Linked DNA regions of Homo sapiens: region 2 is linked to region 1. Evidence: read pairs that join two places in POLR2A ChIA-PET (ENCODE). Cell type or tissue: K562. All regions are shown on one strand.

Region 1 (8,000 bases):
TGCCCTTTTGTGCCTGTATGTTGTTTCATCTGTCTACCCTTTCTGGATGAAAGCTCCATGGGAGCAGTAATTCACCACTGTACTCCAGCACTTGGAAAAGTGCCTAGGTGCATGGTAGGTTAATCTGCTCCCAAACCAGGTCTGATTCTTAACTCCCAGAGACAACATCCTACCATCTGAGGGTTCTGTTTACCAGCTCTAGCTCCAGCCAGTATTTATTCACCACACATTCTCTAGAGTCCTGACCCACTCCCCTTGCCAAATCTCACACATTCTTCTGCTTGTTCCTGACACCTACAGAATTGTTTAAACTTGGCACATATGGTCCTTTAGAGGCTAACGCTGGTCAGCTTTACCAGTCTCTTCTCCAGTTAACCGCTCCATGCTCTAATCCTACAGAATTTCTCACCAGTTCCTGCTGTGTTTCATGCCTTTATCCATGCGGGCTCTAGATGGGATGCCTTATCCTCTTCTCTGGCAAATCCACCCATTCACTCAACAAATATTTACTGAATGTTTAATATGCGCATACTGTGTAAAGGACTGGAGAATCAAAGAAAAATAAGACAAGAGTCTGCCAGTCTGGCTGGTATGAGAGTCAGACAACTCAGCCAACACAACACTATGGGAAGAGAACAGTAACAGGGATGAGTGGCCCATAATCAGAACAGGATGTGGCAGGAGGGCGTTTTAAGGGAGAAAGTCTTCCGGGATGAGGTAAAATGCCTGAGCTGAGTCTTGACAAGGAAGTACAGGCTGATTAGGTAAACCAGGGAGGAGATGACATTTTAGGAAGTGTTAAATGATCACAAAGTCCTCCTCAGTATTATTATAAAAGTCTCTATTTCCTCATTTTCTAAATGAATTTAACTGCTTCATGGAAGACATGGAATTCAGGGTCAAGTGGGAGAGACGTCAGTGCGTGAGAACTTCAGTGCTGTGAGTCCCGCCACAATGGTTAAGGGATAACTGTATTCAAAAAAGTTATTTCTTATTCATTTTGATGGCTACTTTTATGACTAGCATTATCAACTATAATTCTGCATTAACAGTTACATATTATAGTGAACTTCTGTTGCTTTTTAGCTCTCAGAGTTTATTTCCCTCCATTTGATGGCAGCACCCTAATTTCATCTTGGGGAATCATTTGTCCCCTCTTGCTTTTTAAAATTTTAATTCTTAATTATTATGGGTACATAACAGTTATATATATAGATGGGGTATGTGATGTTTTGATACAGGCATACAATATGTAATGATCAAATCAGGGCCCTTATCATTTCTTTGTGTTAGAACATTCTAATTCTGCTCTTTTACTTATTTTAAATTACACAGTAAATTGTTAACAAATGTGAACAGTAAGTTGTTCACAACAGTTAACAATTTACTGTAGCCCTGTTGTGCTACCAAATACTAGATCATATTCATTGTAACTGTATTTCTGTTCCCCTTAACCATTCCCAGGGTCCTCTATAGTCCTGGGATTATAAAACCGAGATGCTTATTTTCCTCACCAAATTTCAAAGATTTGAAAGCGGAATACTCTCTCCTAGATTTTGAATCCTGATTGAAGAGATCAAAAGAGAATATAAGAAGTTAGAACTCATTTCTGGGGCACCACCTCGATGAAAAAGCTGACAAGTTCCTGCTACCCAGAGCCCTGCAGTTGCCACAGCTCAATCTCTTCTCAACCTGGTGCCCAGCTTTTCCTGTTGATTCTGCAACTAGGCCAGTCATCTTTTCAAAAATTCCTTTTCTGCTTGTTGACTATCTCTGCTATTTGCAACCAGAAGTATTTAGATAAAATATTTTTAAAATGTATATGTCACCTTTTTCCTAATTATGATGCAAACTTATCGCAGAAAACTCGTAATTCTATACATTAGATACAACTAATGTTAACATCTTAGTGTTTCCTTCTACTCTTCTATTCTAAATATATATACATATATACTTCTTTAAAAATAGTTGAGTAATTAGAAGTAGAGTGACTATATTTATATCAGACAAAAGAAGCCTTAAGATAAAAAAAATTACTAGAGACAAAGAGGGACATTTCATAATGATAAAAGGTTCACAATTCAAACATGTAATTTAAAAATTTCATTTGTAATACCATCAAAAGGGATACAATACTGAAGAATAAATTTAGGGCCAGGCGCAGTGGCTCACAGCTGTAATCCCAGCACTCTGGGAGGCCTAGGCAGGTGGATCACCTGAGGCCAGGAGTTAGAGACCAGCCCGGCCAACATGGCAAAACCCCATCTCTACTAAAAACATAAAAATTAGCCTCATGTGATGGCACACGCCTGTAATCCTAGCTACTTCGGAGGCTAAGGCATGAGAATCACTTGAACCCAGGAGGCGGAGGTTGCAGTGAGCTGAGATGAGATCGTGATGCTGCACTCCAGCTTGGGCAACTGAGCAAGACTCACTCAGCCTCAAAAAAAAAAAAAAAAAAAAAAAAGATGAACCAGTTTTGAAGTAACTGAAGAATTTAAGTATATTTGGCCCTATCCCTTCCTTGAAGAAACCATTTTTTAATTGTTTTTAATTATTTGCATAGCTTTAAATAATATACTCATGCTGATATTTGAGCTATAACTTTAGATTTTATCTTTCGACTTCCTGCTACATACATAGGCCTTTAGCTCACCACTACCACCCTTCCCCAGACCTTCTCAATTTCTTATACTTAAAATATTTTGTTCTTTATAAATGTAAACGATATTTATTTAAACCTGTATTTCTTGTTCCATCAATTCTCATGAAGTAATTTTATAAGATACTTTCTCAACCTTCCCATCACTCCCTCCACCTCCTAATTTGCCAGCTTTTCTATTTTGTCAAGATTAACTTTTATATTCTGGTCTGTAAAAACTGTGTTTTTATCAATTCTTATAGTTAAGTAAGTGATGTTCAAATTATTTCTAGGTAAATACTGCTCTTGGTGGCACCTAGCAGACTAATATGACTAGTCATTTTCTCTCTGTTGTTCCAATATTGCAACCCTATGCAATCCTCACAAATGACTGAATCAGAAGGTAACACTTACAGTAACAGCCTGAGTTTTCCCCAGTCCCACAAACTAATGAATTAAAATGGTTTGGCTCTGTGTCCCCACCCAAATCTCAAGTCAAACTATAATTCCCAATGTTGGAGGTGGGGCCTGGTGGGAGGTGACTGGATCACGGGTGCTAATGGTTTGGCACCACCCCTCACCCCCTTGTGCTGTCTTGTGATAGAGTAGAGTTCTCATGAGACCTGGTTGCTTAAAAGTGTGTAGCACCTCCCCCTTCACACTCTCTCCTGCCACCATGAGAAGATATGACTGCTTCCCCTTTGCCTCCTGCCAGGATTGTTAAGTTTCCTGAGGCCTCCCCAGCCATGCCTCTTGTACAGCGTGAGGAACTGTGAGTGAATTAAACCTCTTCTCTTCATAAATCACTCAGTCTCAGGTAGTTCTCTATAGCAGTGTAAGAACAGACTAATTCATGAACCAATCTGTTACTCTTAAGGTAAATTGCTACCACAGAGAGAAACTAAAACACAATGAATTGAACTAAGTTAATTTATTTCTTGCTTATAAAACAGTCTTAGTGCCAAGCACATAGGTTGGCAGGGTGGCTCTGTCCTTAAGGTCATCTAAGGACCTAAGTTCCTTCCATTCTGTTGATCTCCCATGGGTACACTCCTCACCCATATGTCTGGAGCTGGCTCGTCCTACAGCTGCTTCTAGCCTTCTAGATAAGGAGAAAAGTCCACAGCAAGTGGCTTCATATTTTGTAATGATTTGGAAGTGACACACATCATTTGTGCATATCCCAGTAGCCTAAAAGTTAGTTAGACACACAGCCATAATTACTGCAAGGAAAGCTGAGACACAAGGATTACCTAGGCTGCCATGTGGACAACTACAACCTAGGGTTTTCTTTCTAAAGCACAAGGAAAAATCAGACATGACAGACAATTTGCAACCTGACCTATACTGTTCTGAAAACACTTTGAAATAAGTCACTAACGTCCTGTAAATGCCAAGTCTAGTCAACATATATAGTATCTGAACAGTGATATTCCTAACTCATTATGGTCCTAACTCTCAAGACAGTATTATCTCCACATTCTCCTGTCTAGCCTGCCTCTCCCTCCCACACCAACTCCTTCTACTCTCCCCTGCCTTCCTTTACTTTCTCTGGCTGTCCTTTATACAGGATTCAGGTCTTTAACACTCTTTATAACTTGCTCAACGTGCTCTTCCTAATCATCTCATCCATGTCCAACCTTTATTGTCCTCATTCTGAGGACTGGCTTTCAGACTTACCTACTTTAAGTTCCATAAATACCTTGAATTCAACCTCTCCCAAAATGAATCTGTAATCTTTTCCTATAAACCTTGCTCCTTTTTCAATATTCTCCAACAAGGTGAAGAACACTACCATCTTCCAGAAGATGTGGAGACAGTATGCAGTTCTTGTTTACTTAAGTCTTCAGACCATACTATTAAGATTTCCCATCTGTCCTTGGTTCTCCATTGCTACCATCACTTTTTTAGTTCAGGTATAAACATTTGGATGCAATGATTTCTTTCTTTTTTTTTTTTTGAGATGGAGTCTCGCTCTGTCACCCAGGCTGGAGTGCAGTGGCACAACCTCGGCTCACTGCAACCTCCGCCTCTTGGGTTCAAGCAATTCTCCTGCCTCAGCCTCCCGAGTAGCTGGGATTACAGGTGCATACCACCATGCCTGACTAAATTTTTTTGTATTTTTAGTAGAGATAGGGTTTCACTGTGTTAGCCAGGCTGGCCTCGATCTCCTGACCTTGTGATCCGCCCACCTTAGCGTCCCAAAATGCTGGGATCACAGGCGTGAGCCACTGCGCCCGGCCTTTTTTATTACACAACTCTAATTCAGACTCTACATGTTTGGGTGTTCTTTCTCAAATGCCAGTCTGATCATACTGTTCATATACCTAAAAGCCTTTAATGGCATTCTCACGAAATAGAATAAAGATAAATAACATGACACATAAAGGCATAATCTGTTCACTACCTACCTCTCTAGTCATAGGCCTTGCTAAATCCTTTCTACCTGACTGTGTGGCTACGCCAAACAACGTACTGTACTCTAATACATCATGGTTTCTTTCTTGTCCCTGTGACTTTTCTCATTGTTGCTTCTGCTTGGGATGGTGCCCCAATTCTCTACTGGACTCTTAGACACTAAGTTTCTAAGGTTCAGCTCAAGTGTCAACTGCTTTATGAAATTACAATTGTGGTACCTGGAGCTGTAATGACATTCTTATTCATAACACACTATCCCCTTAACTTCCAAGACCACAATTGCCCTCTTCTTCCTTCGGGTCTTTACACATTGCATATAACTCTTGTCACAGCAACCACAATGCTTCAAGGCACTGATTGTTTTACATATTTGTCTCCTTTTACCAGACTAACTATGTTGAGGGCAGGAACAAGGCTTATTAGTCTTTGCGATCCCAAGGCCTTGCACAGGCCCAATAAGAGGTAATCAATACATGTTTATTGATACAGGCCGGGCACAGTGGCTCACGCCTGTAATGTCAACACTTTGGGAGGCCAGGGTGGGCAGATCACCTGAGGTCAGGAGTTCAAGACCAGCCTGGTCAACATGGCGAAACCCCGTCTGTACTAAAAATGCAAAAATTAGCCAGGCATGGTGGCAGGCACCTGTAATCCCAGCTACTGGGGAGGCTGAGGCAGAAGAATCGCTTGAACCCAGGAGGCGGAGGTTGCAGTGAGCCTAGATTGTGCCACTGCACTCCAGCCTGGGTGACAGAGTGAGACTCCGTCTCAAACAAACAAAAAAAACGGATACAAATAGGAACTAAAAATATAAGGAACTTGATAAAATAATTATAGTATTAAATTGGCAGATTTAAAGACAGACTGCTGTGAATATATCAACAAAGCATTTCCATTGTGAACAGGCTGCCTGCCTACTAGCACACTATATAACATACCCACTTATTTTCAGGTAATTGCAACATAGAAGTCCCTTTATTGCTGACATCTGATTACAATCAGAACTAGGTTCATTTGCCTACAGCATGATTCTGCTGATTTTTCTGAAGTTTTCTGGAGGAGAAAAAGGTTGCTATGGCCAAGTTAAAGTGACCCAAACAGACAGGCTGTTTGTCATTCTAGGGAGTAAACGTTTTTAAGGCATTGCAAGTAATTTATTGATCTTCAAATGCCACACTTGTAGATAATCAAGTATTATTTGATAGTGTGAGGTCAAACATGCAGAATGTTTAAAAAAACTTCAAGTCATGCTATCTCCACCCATAAATAATTTACAATCTAGCTGGAAAGATAAGATATACCCACATGAAACAACAAGAACATATCTTTACCTGCTTGTCACCTTTATCTACTTCTTACTTCAGACAGCCTAATTCCCCTGTATATTATCAGTTCTTAGCATGTAAAAATAGGCCAAGAAAACTGGATTAGTAACATTTTAAGGATGAAACTCTCAAACTCCTCAGAGGTTATCTGACATTATCTTGACAAGAGGCTTTTGTCAAGGTTTTGAAGATGCTGATTATAGTTATACTGATAAATTGACAGAATAACAAGCAGCTTTGTTTCCATGCAAAATTTAAAAAATTTACAAATAAAATCAGGCAAAAAATTAGCACTTCTATATATATATAGATCTCCAAGTGCTAACTGGATACACACACACACACACACACACACACACACAAAACCTCTCTCTCTCTCTTGAACCAAATATAAATACAGTCAACTACATATATAGTCATCCCTCTGTGTGTGAGGGGGATTGGTTCCTAACTCCCTCTTGGATACCCAAATCCCTTATATAAAATGGCTTAGGATTTGCATATAACATACACACTTTATATACTTTTGTATACTTTAAATTATCTATAGATTACTTATAATACCTAATACAACGTAAACACTATATAAATACACTTGACCCTTGAACGACATGGGTTTGAACTGTGCAGGTCCAATTATAAGCAGATATTTTTCAATAAAAGTTACATGGAGTGTGCCTGCCTCTCCTGTCCCTCCTTCCACCTCTTCCTCCTCTGAGACAGCAAGACCAACCCCCAATTCCTCCTCCTCAAGCTACTTGAAGCAAAGAAAATGAGGATAAAGGTCTTTATGGTAACCTACTTCCACTTAATGAATAGTAAATGTAGTTTGTCTTTGTAATGATTTTCTTAATAGTCTTTTCTCCAGCTTACTTTACTGTAACAATGAAGTATATAACTCATACAAAAAATATGTGTTGACTGTCTGTTTATGTCATCTATATGCTTCCGGTGAACAGTAAGCTATTAGTTTTTTGGGAGTCAAAAATTCTATGTGGATTTTTGACTGTGCAGGGGTTGGCAACCCTAAACCCCTGCATTGTTCAAGGGTCACCCAGTTGTTATACTGTATTGCTTTTTAATTTATATTATTTGTAATTATTGTGCTATTATTTTTCTGAATCTATTTTTGATCTGTGGTTGAATCCATGGATGCAAAACCTATGGCTATGGAGGGCAAACTGTGTGTTATCTCTACATATGCATATGGATTTACCTATCTACATATACACACAGATAAACACACACACATACCCTTCCCCCTTGGAATATAACCAATTACTTCAGAAAATTTTCTTTAGCAACCATGGTTTTGAATGGTCAATTCACTTTGGAAAGAAAGCAATTTAGAATCAAATACAAAACAAATATCTGAAAGGACTAAGACTGCAGTTGAGGATTAAAGTCAATTCAAGGAATATTTGCAATGTTTCTAGTTTAACATTTTATGACAGACACTTATCAGGTCAGGATTCTAGCAACCTTATGTTGATTTGAACTGACAGGAAGTGAATATAAAACTTTAAAAAACCATTGAAACAGCTTTACAGAGTTCAAGCTCTTCATCATTCCATAGAAGCATGCTGGTGTCCTCACTCAGAAATTTTTATTTCAAA
Region 2 (8,000 bases), 590 kb before region 1:
GATAAAAGGTGGTGGCTCAGACCAAAGTGATGGTGAAGGTGAAGATGGGCAAAACTGAATGGGAAGAAATGTTTAGAAGGTAAAGTCAACAGAACTTGGTGATGAATTGGCCATGGGGTGGAATAAGGGAGAAGGAAGTATTAGAGATGGCATGGGGTTTTGGGGCTTTTTGATGTGATGGAAGGTGGGGATTTGTATTGGGTTAGAGAAAACTGGAAGAGGCCCAGGCTTGGAGTGGATGAACATACATGCAGTTGTTGAGTTCAAGGAGAATTGAGACATCCAAGTGAGAATGTCAAGGAGGCATATGTACATACAAAGGGTCTCCCAGGAGAGAGATGGAGATGTCAACACTGAGAGTCAACTCTGCATACATGGTCACTGACATCATAGGCGTGGATGAGAAGGCCCAGAGAAAGAGGACAGCATGAGGAGTGGACAGGAGGCCACTTGCCTGACAATAACATCTTAAGAATAGCCTCAAGGTACCTGCCTCAAGGGCACACAGGTCAGTCCAGGAACAGCAGCTGGAAGAAGGGGAGAACCACATTGTTAGGGTTCCCGGGCTAAGGTTCCAGTCACTGTGGTCCCACCTGATTCAAGAACTGTTGAGTGAGATCCTTGAGCAGAGAGAGGAAGCCGGGACCAGGCGGAAGGGCACTAAGCAGTGGGAAAGGGGCCCTTGGGGGCCAGGACCAGCCTTCCTTCCATGCCTCCCTTCGGCAGCACAGCCCCTGGCTGGGCTCCCTCCAGACAGGACCACTGGAACCACATAAGCCAGACCAATGCATCAAGACTGGCAGGGCCGATATGTGTCATGTTGGGCCTTGATCTGACCCTGGGGGGAATAGACACAGGAAAGGTGTGTAAACTAAAAATAAAATCCTAAGCCCCCCAACTGGCTGAACGGATCCCCTCTTGGCCAAGGGGTGCCCGGAGAATCTTGAAAAACTAAATTCCTGGCTATCATGGAACTGAGATCAGACACAACTATTACACCTGCCTCCTTTTTGCAGTTTAGACACAATGACTGAGCAGCATTAATGCTACAACAGAGGTCATAAGCCTGACGGAACAGACTGTTTGTGGCAATAAGATACCAAATTATCAACAGGACCTAGGACCATGCCAGAGAAGAGTTAAGTCATGCACCCCCCACACTTAAAGAATAAACTATGTCCAACTGCCACAAGGGTCTTCCTTTTCTCCAGCCACTAAACAAGCAGTGGCCTCAAGATAAGCAATATTGAAACAATTACAACACTTGCAGCTCACAGGCATGGACTAACCTCCTGTTCTACCAGCCATAACCACAGCTTTCATTGGACAAGAGGCTGATTGCAGTAACTCTCCTGAATAAGAAGGCCACTGACCATGGACTGGTTCTGGCCGGTTTACAGAGGCTGCACACTTGAGTGCCTTTGTGTCTCTGCTCAACTTTTGACGTGTAGGGCCTAACTGTAGTGCATTTAAATGTTAAGTCTCCACCCCAAGGTGAACATGGGTCGCATGTTACATGCATGTTTAATCCAGTGCGTCAGGACCACTTTCATGAGTATTCATAGTTCCTTCTGTAACCTGTTGAATACATATGTTTAGCCAACCCATTCCGCATAAAGCCCTGCCCCAGCTCCTCCTCCTCCTAAGGGCCTGTCTCTGGCCTTGGCTGGGGGCTACACTTCCCAGCCTGCGGGATAGGCACTTTGCGGGCTGTAACCCTTTACAAAAAATAAAGTCTCCTTTTCTAAGTGTACAGATCTTGTGATTTTTTTAAGTAAACGGGTGGGGGCTGGGCAACCTCTTCATTCCTCTCCCCACATCTGCCAGCTGGTGGTGAAGAAGGGGTCCCTTCACATGCTGAAGTTCACTCTCAGAGGCTCGGGGGCCCCGAAGCACAGGCTGTGCTGGTGGGAAGCCCACGCAGCCAACGTGGCTCTCAAAGTTTCCCTTCCAGGACCAGGCCTGCCCTCTCTGCCCCCCAGCTACCACCCAGGGAGGCAGCCCCAGCCAAGAGGAAGAGCCTGGCACCTAGAGGTACTTAGGACCCATGGAGAAGGATGTGCAGGGGTCCTGGAGCCACCTCTCTGCCCCCACAGTGCCATTTATTTCTTCACCCTCACTGGCCGATAGCCAGGCTTTCAGCCTGACTCCCAGGGACCCAGAAGCATGAGCAGGTGCGGTGGCAGTATGGGTCGTGCAGAAACTGAGCCCCCAGTTTTGAATGGTGGCTTCAGACCAGAAGCGCACTGAACTGAGAGTGCCGGATGTGGCCCAGACACTGGGTTCAGGACCAGTTTCTTCCAGCCACATTCTTGCCAGCACCCTCCAGGTCTCCATGAAGAGTCTCCCTTCCAGGTGCCAGGGCTCTAATGCACTCCCAGCCTCCCCTGCAGGGTGGGCTTTGCTCCCTGGAGCATCTCCCTGCCTCCCCACTCAGGCCCTGCCTGGGTTTCCTCAATGGCTCCCCTCTCCAGCCAACCTCATGGTGCAGGGGGAGGGTGAACACATCTGGGCCTTGAGCACGTGTCACCAGAAGCAGGTACCACCTACCCCTCTCTTCCTCCCATTTTATGCCCAGGAACTGGTTACCTGGACTTTGCTTGCCTTGAACACACTAAGACAATGCAGACCTCACTCCAATGGCCGGTCAAGGCCTTCAGTTAGATGGTCAGACAGCTTCCTGTTGATGGTGATTGGGAGCAGGAGGAGTGTGGCTGGAAAATGGCTCCGGCAGGGAGCAGGACTCTGCCCTTGTTGGCACTTGTCATCTATACATTGGCGGGAGCAGGAAGAAAGCAGTGGAGGGGCTTGTCACAAGATAAAGTGCCCATCCCCTCAGCCACAGAACACTAGGAGAAGAGACCCAAGCTCTCCTAGGAGTCAGAAGGAGCATCCGTGTCCATGTGAGCCAGGACAACCCCATCCAGCCCAGCCACAGCTCTAACCTGTTCACATCCAGGCTCCCTCTCATTTCCTCCCTTATTCTCTCCTTTTTTGCAGCAGTCTGGGGTAGCCTCCTCACGCCAATGGGCAGGCCAGGGTCACCCCCAAAAGTGCCTGCACCAGGGGCCCTATCAGTAGCTTCGACATGCATCCACCTGCTCCAGAAGCCAAGGATCTGCTTCTGCCGCATTAGCCTCCCCAGACAGCTGCCTGCCACCCACAGAGCTTCCTTGGCACAGCTGGAATCCCTGGAGCTGGGGCAAGATGCCCACATGCCTGGGCTCCTGCTATGGGCCTGTGAGTACAGCAGGGGTGACTTAGGGCACACTGCCCTCCGCAGGAGGCATCCCCTTCAAATTCTGTGGCAAGAGAGAGAAACTGTCACTCATGGCCATCTGTTCTGTCTTCTCCTTCCCGCAAGGCGCCCAATCCCTGCCTTTTCTTGTTTGAGCTGGAAAGTACAAGCCACCTGACTGGGATTCTGACCGCAAGCTCAGCCCCTGTAATGGCCTTCACTCCATTGTCAGAAAAGTCTTCCTAAGTCACGGTATCTGTTTCCTAATGGAGCTGGACTTAAGAGAACCTCATAAGAAGGCTGAGTTCACTGCAAGGGTTAATGAGGAAATCTTTAGAAAGGGGCCAGGCTGCCTGCCATGGAACAGGAGCAATCAGGACTCCTCTGAAGACCCCCACCCATGCTGTTTGCAGGCCTGAGGCACAGATCCAAATGAAGGCTTACGTACTACACACTGTGTGTCTATGGATTGAAAAGTTACAAGGCCAGCTAACTGTGAAATGAATATGCTCCATCGCCCAACCTTGATGAATATACCTTCAAAACCACCTGGTAGCTGACTTGCATTTGGAATGCAGACTCCTTGAATTCTGTGCTCAAATGGGGTGGCACAGGGAGAACAGACCTCAGCTTACAGCCCACCCCCTGCTCCATCCCACACAACAGTCCTTGGGTGTGTGCAAATGGACATCCCTGTCCTAACATCTGAGCTCTTCCATGTTCCCCCTCCCCAGCACCTTCCCTTGGTTACTCTTTTGTGAGGCCTAGGAGTGCACACCTGAGAAAGAGGCTTGCACAGGCTCTGCAAGTGGCAGAATCTTAGAATGAGAGTGTGGTCTATACAGAGGGGTCCAGGTTGGCATGTTCCTTTGGCCCCAGATTCTTTGCCCCATGTAGAGGGCATACCCAGAGGACGGCCAGAGTGGGCCCCTCTAGCAAGGCCTAAGGATGATCCTGGTAGGGCAGCACAGCCGCTCACTCTGCTACTAACAGGTGGCCAGCAGGCGGAACTACAAGCCTCGGAAACAGTGCCTCCCAAGTCCCCTCCCAAGTTGTCCTCTTGCCCCTATTGTGCAACTCTCCGCCACTCAGACTCCCAGCAATCAAATCAGATCATTTACAAAGGTGGAAGTAGAATATGGGAGAACTATATTGGATATCCAGTAACCCAGGGCTAGTAACAGTGAAGGCACTGTTACCACCCTTAGATCCAAGGGCAAAGGAGAGAAAAGGGACTGGTCCCTAGGAGGAGAAAGTCACATTGAGGAAAATAAGTTGAGAATGTGTGACCTTTGGCTGAGGGGTTCCAGTTTTCTCCCGGGTAGGGATCCAAGAGACTAAAGATTATGGCCTCACTCTCCTTCTTTCCTCTAATATTTGACTTGTGTTCCCCATTGGCCAAACTCAACCAAAGCCAGAGAGCACAGGAACCTGTTGGTGTAGCCCAGATAGGTTGGCCTCCAGGGCAGAGCATAGGATGGAGAAGGGTGGAAAATGGGTCCAGAGAAGCAATGGGAAAATATTGGAAGAGCCAGATGCTGTGGCTCATGCCTGTAATCCCAACAAATTGGGAGGCAGAAGTGGAAGGATTGCTTGAGCCCAGGAGTCTGAGGCTTCAGTGAGCTATGATTATGCCACTGCACTCCAGCCTGGAGTGAGACCCCATCTCTAATATATATGTATATTGTGCACAGCTACTAAATTATAATAACCCAGATAAAAGTAATCAGCAGCAAAGATAGAAAAAGGTTTGCATTTGTCAGCTCATGGATGCAAGAGGTACAGAGTGTTTGGCTACAGTGGGCATGTGCTGAAAAAAATTAAAAGTTTAAAAAAACTTTTAAGCTGGGCATTTGTGAACAGAGTTTTCTCTCATGACCAATCAAAACTGAAATCTTGATAACTTTGCATGTGTCCGATATCATGCTCTGAGTTGCTCAGGCAGAATTGCCAGGCAGCTCACACAGGTAATGGTAATGCTCCACCTGTGTTTCCCAACCCAAAAAGGTCTGGAGTCTTCCCAGAAAGGCCCAGCTCAGTGTAAGATGGAGGCTACAGCCCAGGGTCACTCCCTGGCCGTGGCTTGCCCACACCCTTCCACACTTCGCCAGTACTGACAAAGGCAGCCTAGAAACAGGGGTCAGAGAGGCAGAGTGTGTTGGGGGAAATGGAAGGTTTCATGCATACTGGGTGTGAAGGGACGGTGGACATTGAGTGGAAATAGCCAGCCAGCAGCTGGACATGCAGGACTCCAGCCCATAGGGAAAAAGTGGCTGGATGTGGGGGAGGACTACACCTCCTCCAACAGCAGCTGGCCCAGAGACCAGCATTCACATGCAGACCAGGGATCTACAACCCATGGAGGAGCAGGCCCATTTTCCCCCATTTCTTTTTCCTCTTCACTTTTCCCCTTTTCCCAACCACTTGCTCAACTCCCTGACCCCTGCCCTACATGTCCTTCCCTTTCTTCTACCGTCACTGCACTGAGAAGGCGATTGCACTTTCCTTACTTCATCTAAAACCTAACGATGGGCAGTATCCACCTACAAGGACCAGTTTCCAAATGAAACATCATGAAATTTAGATAGGCTACATTAAAAGAAAATCAAAAGGCATGATGCAAACTGGCTGTGATATTGGATACTTAAATGGAAATCCTACACAGTTTTCCATCAAAATGTCATCTGATCTGAGAGCATATGTACCGGCGAGAAGTGAAGTTTTCTGAATATCTGACATGAAACCTTCTCCGGGGAGCTGTTCTCTCAGCCTGACTTAGCTCAGCCTGACAAACAAACACCCGCTCAGTTCATCTTGAGCAGCGCTGATCTGAATGGGCCACATGCCAGGTTTCGCATCGTCCCTGGCAGATCTCTTAATTAACTTGCTGATACTGTCACTGTTTTGGAATGGAGCCCTACCTCTGCTATTTTAAGAGGCTTGTACTAGGAGCCCACTGTCATTCAGCCAGCCTGTCCTCATGCGTGACTTGAATGTGGGCACCATCGTGGCACAGGAAAGGGACGCTGTCTGTGTGAGGCAGCCAGGAGAATCTCATGTCACTTTTTTAGGTCTCTTCGGCCCCACATCTTTCTCCCACCTCCTCCCTGCCAGGGTTTCCAGATCAGCTCCTGCCTTCAACTAATCCATCAACCAACACCATGGCCCTAAGAAGCAAGCCTGGGAGAAGGGCTTCATTGATTGGGATAAGCCTTGAGGCCTTGGAGCCCTCCACCCCCACCCCAGGGAAGAGGACTGAGTAGCACCCTGCACAAGTGAGTTGTAGGTCAAGTCCCAGTATGGACCAGCTAGTTTTGCCACATTCCCAGTCATACACGACAGCTGTGGCCTTGGCCAATCATCTGGCAAATGGATGCCACAGTTGCAAGGTATTGAAGTAAGAATGAACAGGGAAGAATTTTCAAAATTACTTACTGCAAATCCCTCGTTTTATAGATGAGGAAACTGACCCACAAAGCAAAGCAACATAGGTATTCAGTGGTCACACAGGTGGTAGAGGTCCCACAGAAGTGGGGTCCAGGTTTCCTAACATCGAGTGTGTCACATGTCAACCGTGCGTATCCCAACCACTGGTAACGTTTAAGTCCTGACGGCTGGTCAAGAAAACCATCCTCACCTAAGAAGAGGAGGACATCATGGGCATTACTGAGGGGATTCTCTAAGGACATGAAGGGTGCTGCCCACTGAAGAATGAGCTATCTTTACAGGACCATTTGGAATTATAAGAGAATATTCGATTGAGTGGTTTCCTATCTCCTTTAGTTGAAGAGTCTCACATTTAGACCGGAGAAGAGGAATGGAGGGTGTAACAGAGATATGAGGTTTTGCTGAAGATAGTAACAACTAACAGTCAAACAAGTAAGAGTGTACTTTAATGGAAATTAAGAGTGAACACATAAAGAGATGAAGAATGAGAGTTAATAATAAAACTTTTAGTGTTATTTGCAAAGGAGATGAAGAATCGTGTATTTTTTAAAATGTTAGTCTCCACTGACTACCTCCGTTTCTTCACTTCCCATTCACTTTTTTAAAAACATGCAAGGATGTTTAATGCGGCATTATTCATAGTAGCAAAAACAACACAAAAATTATAAAACTGGAAGAAGTAAACGCCTACCAATTGGAAAATGGCTGAATAAACTCTGGTACGCCAACACCATTGAATAAAAGCCAAATAAAAAAACATAACCCAACAAATTGAATGAGGAAGCAGGTATGAGAATTTAGCTATCCTCCACCAAGCCAGACATCAAAGAAACTCACAAAAATGCAAAAACTAGTGCCACCTTCTACTCTGATTCTTGTTCCTGAAAATATAGGTATTCCTCATCAAATACATTAACTGTGCTAACATGTATGGGTTTATTATTGTCACCCTAAATGAATTGATACATAAATATCCCAACAACAGTTCTTGAATGAGGACCACCAGGAAACTACAAATTCAATTTGAAAAAAAAATTAGACAACCCAAGAGAAAAATTGGCCAAGAATCCAAGCAGACCTTATGAAAAGAAAATCCAAATGACTGCCAACTACATTAAAAGGTTCTCAATAATTTTATTACTAAATGTGTGTGTGTGTGCACGTGTGTGTGTGCGCACATGCATGTGTGTGTGTTAGTACTGCACTAATGTTAATTTCCTGGTTTGGGTCACTGTCCTGTAGTTCTGTAACATGTTAGCATTAGGAGAAGTTGAGTGAAGGATATATGGGAATTCTCGGTACTGTTTTGCAACTT

The links. Peaks named below come from ENCODE experiments on the same cell type or tissue, not always from the same donor. Only the 100,000 strongest peaks of a DNase experiment are listed, where the experiment ranks them.
Region 2: POLR2A ChIA-PET joins it to region 1 with 5 read pairs; 1 of 35 experiments calls an interaction of 5 or more read pairs at or near these places.

What each region holds. Positions count from the first base shown.
Region 1 is chr7:135,930,656-135,938,655 of GRCh38, forward strand. The region is part of intron 3 of MTPN (myotrophin); the gene reads right to left. Among named protein-coding and RNA genes, the nearest start is that of MTPN, 43 kb to the right of the region's middle. In K562, no CTCF peak of the experiment used is centred here; DNase peaks (open chromatin) are centred at 3,266, 3,715 and 4,132.
Region 2 is chr7:135,336,999-135,344,998 of GRCh38, forward strand. No RefSeq gene overlaps it. Among named protein-coding and RNA genes, the nearest start is that of STRA8, 110 kb to the left of the region's middle. RefSeq lists enhancers at 1,621-2,122, 2,123-2,622. In K562, a CTCF peak has its summit at 4,229 (motif pointing right); a DNase peak (open chromatin) is centred at 4,264; H3K27me3 peaks cover 4,809 bases.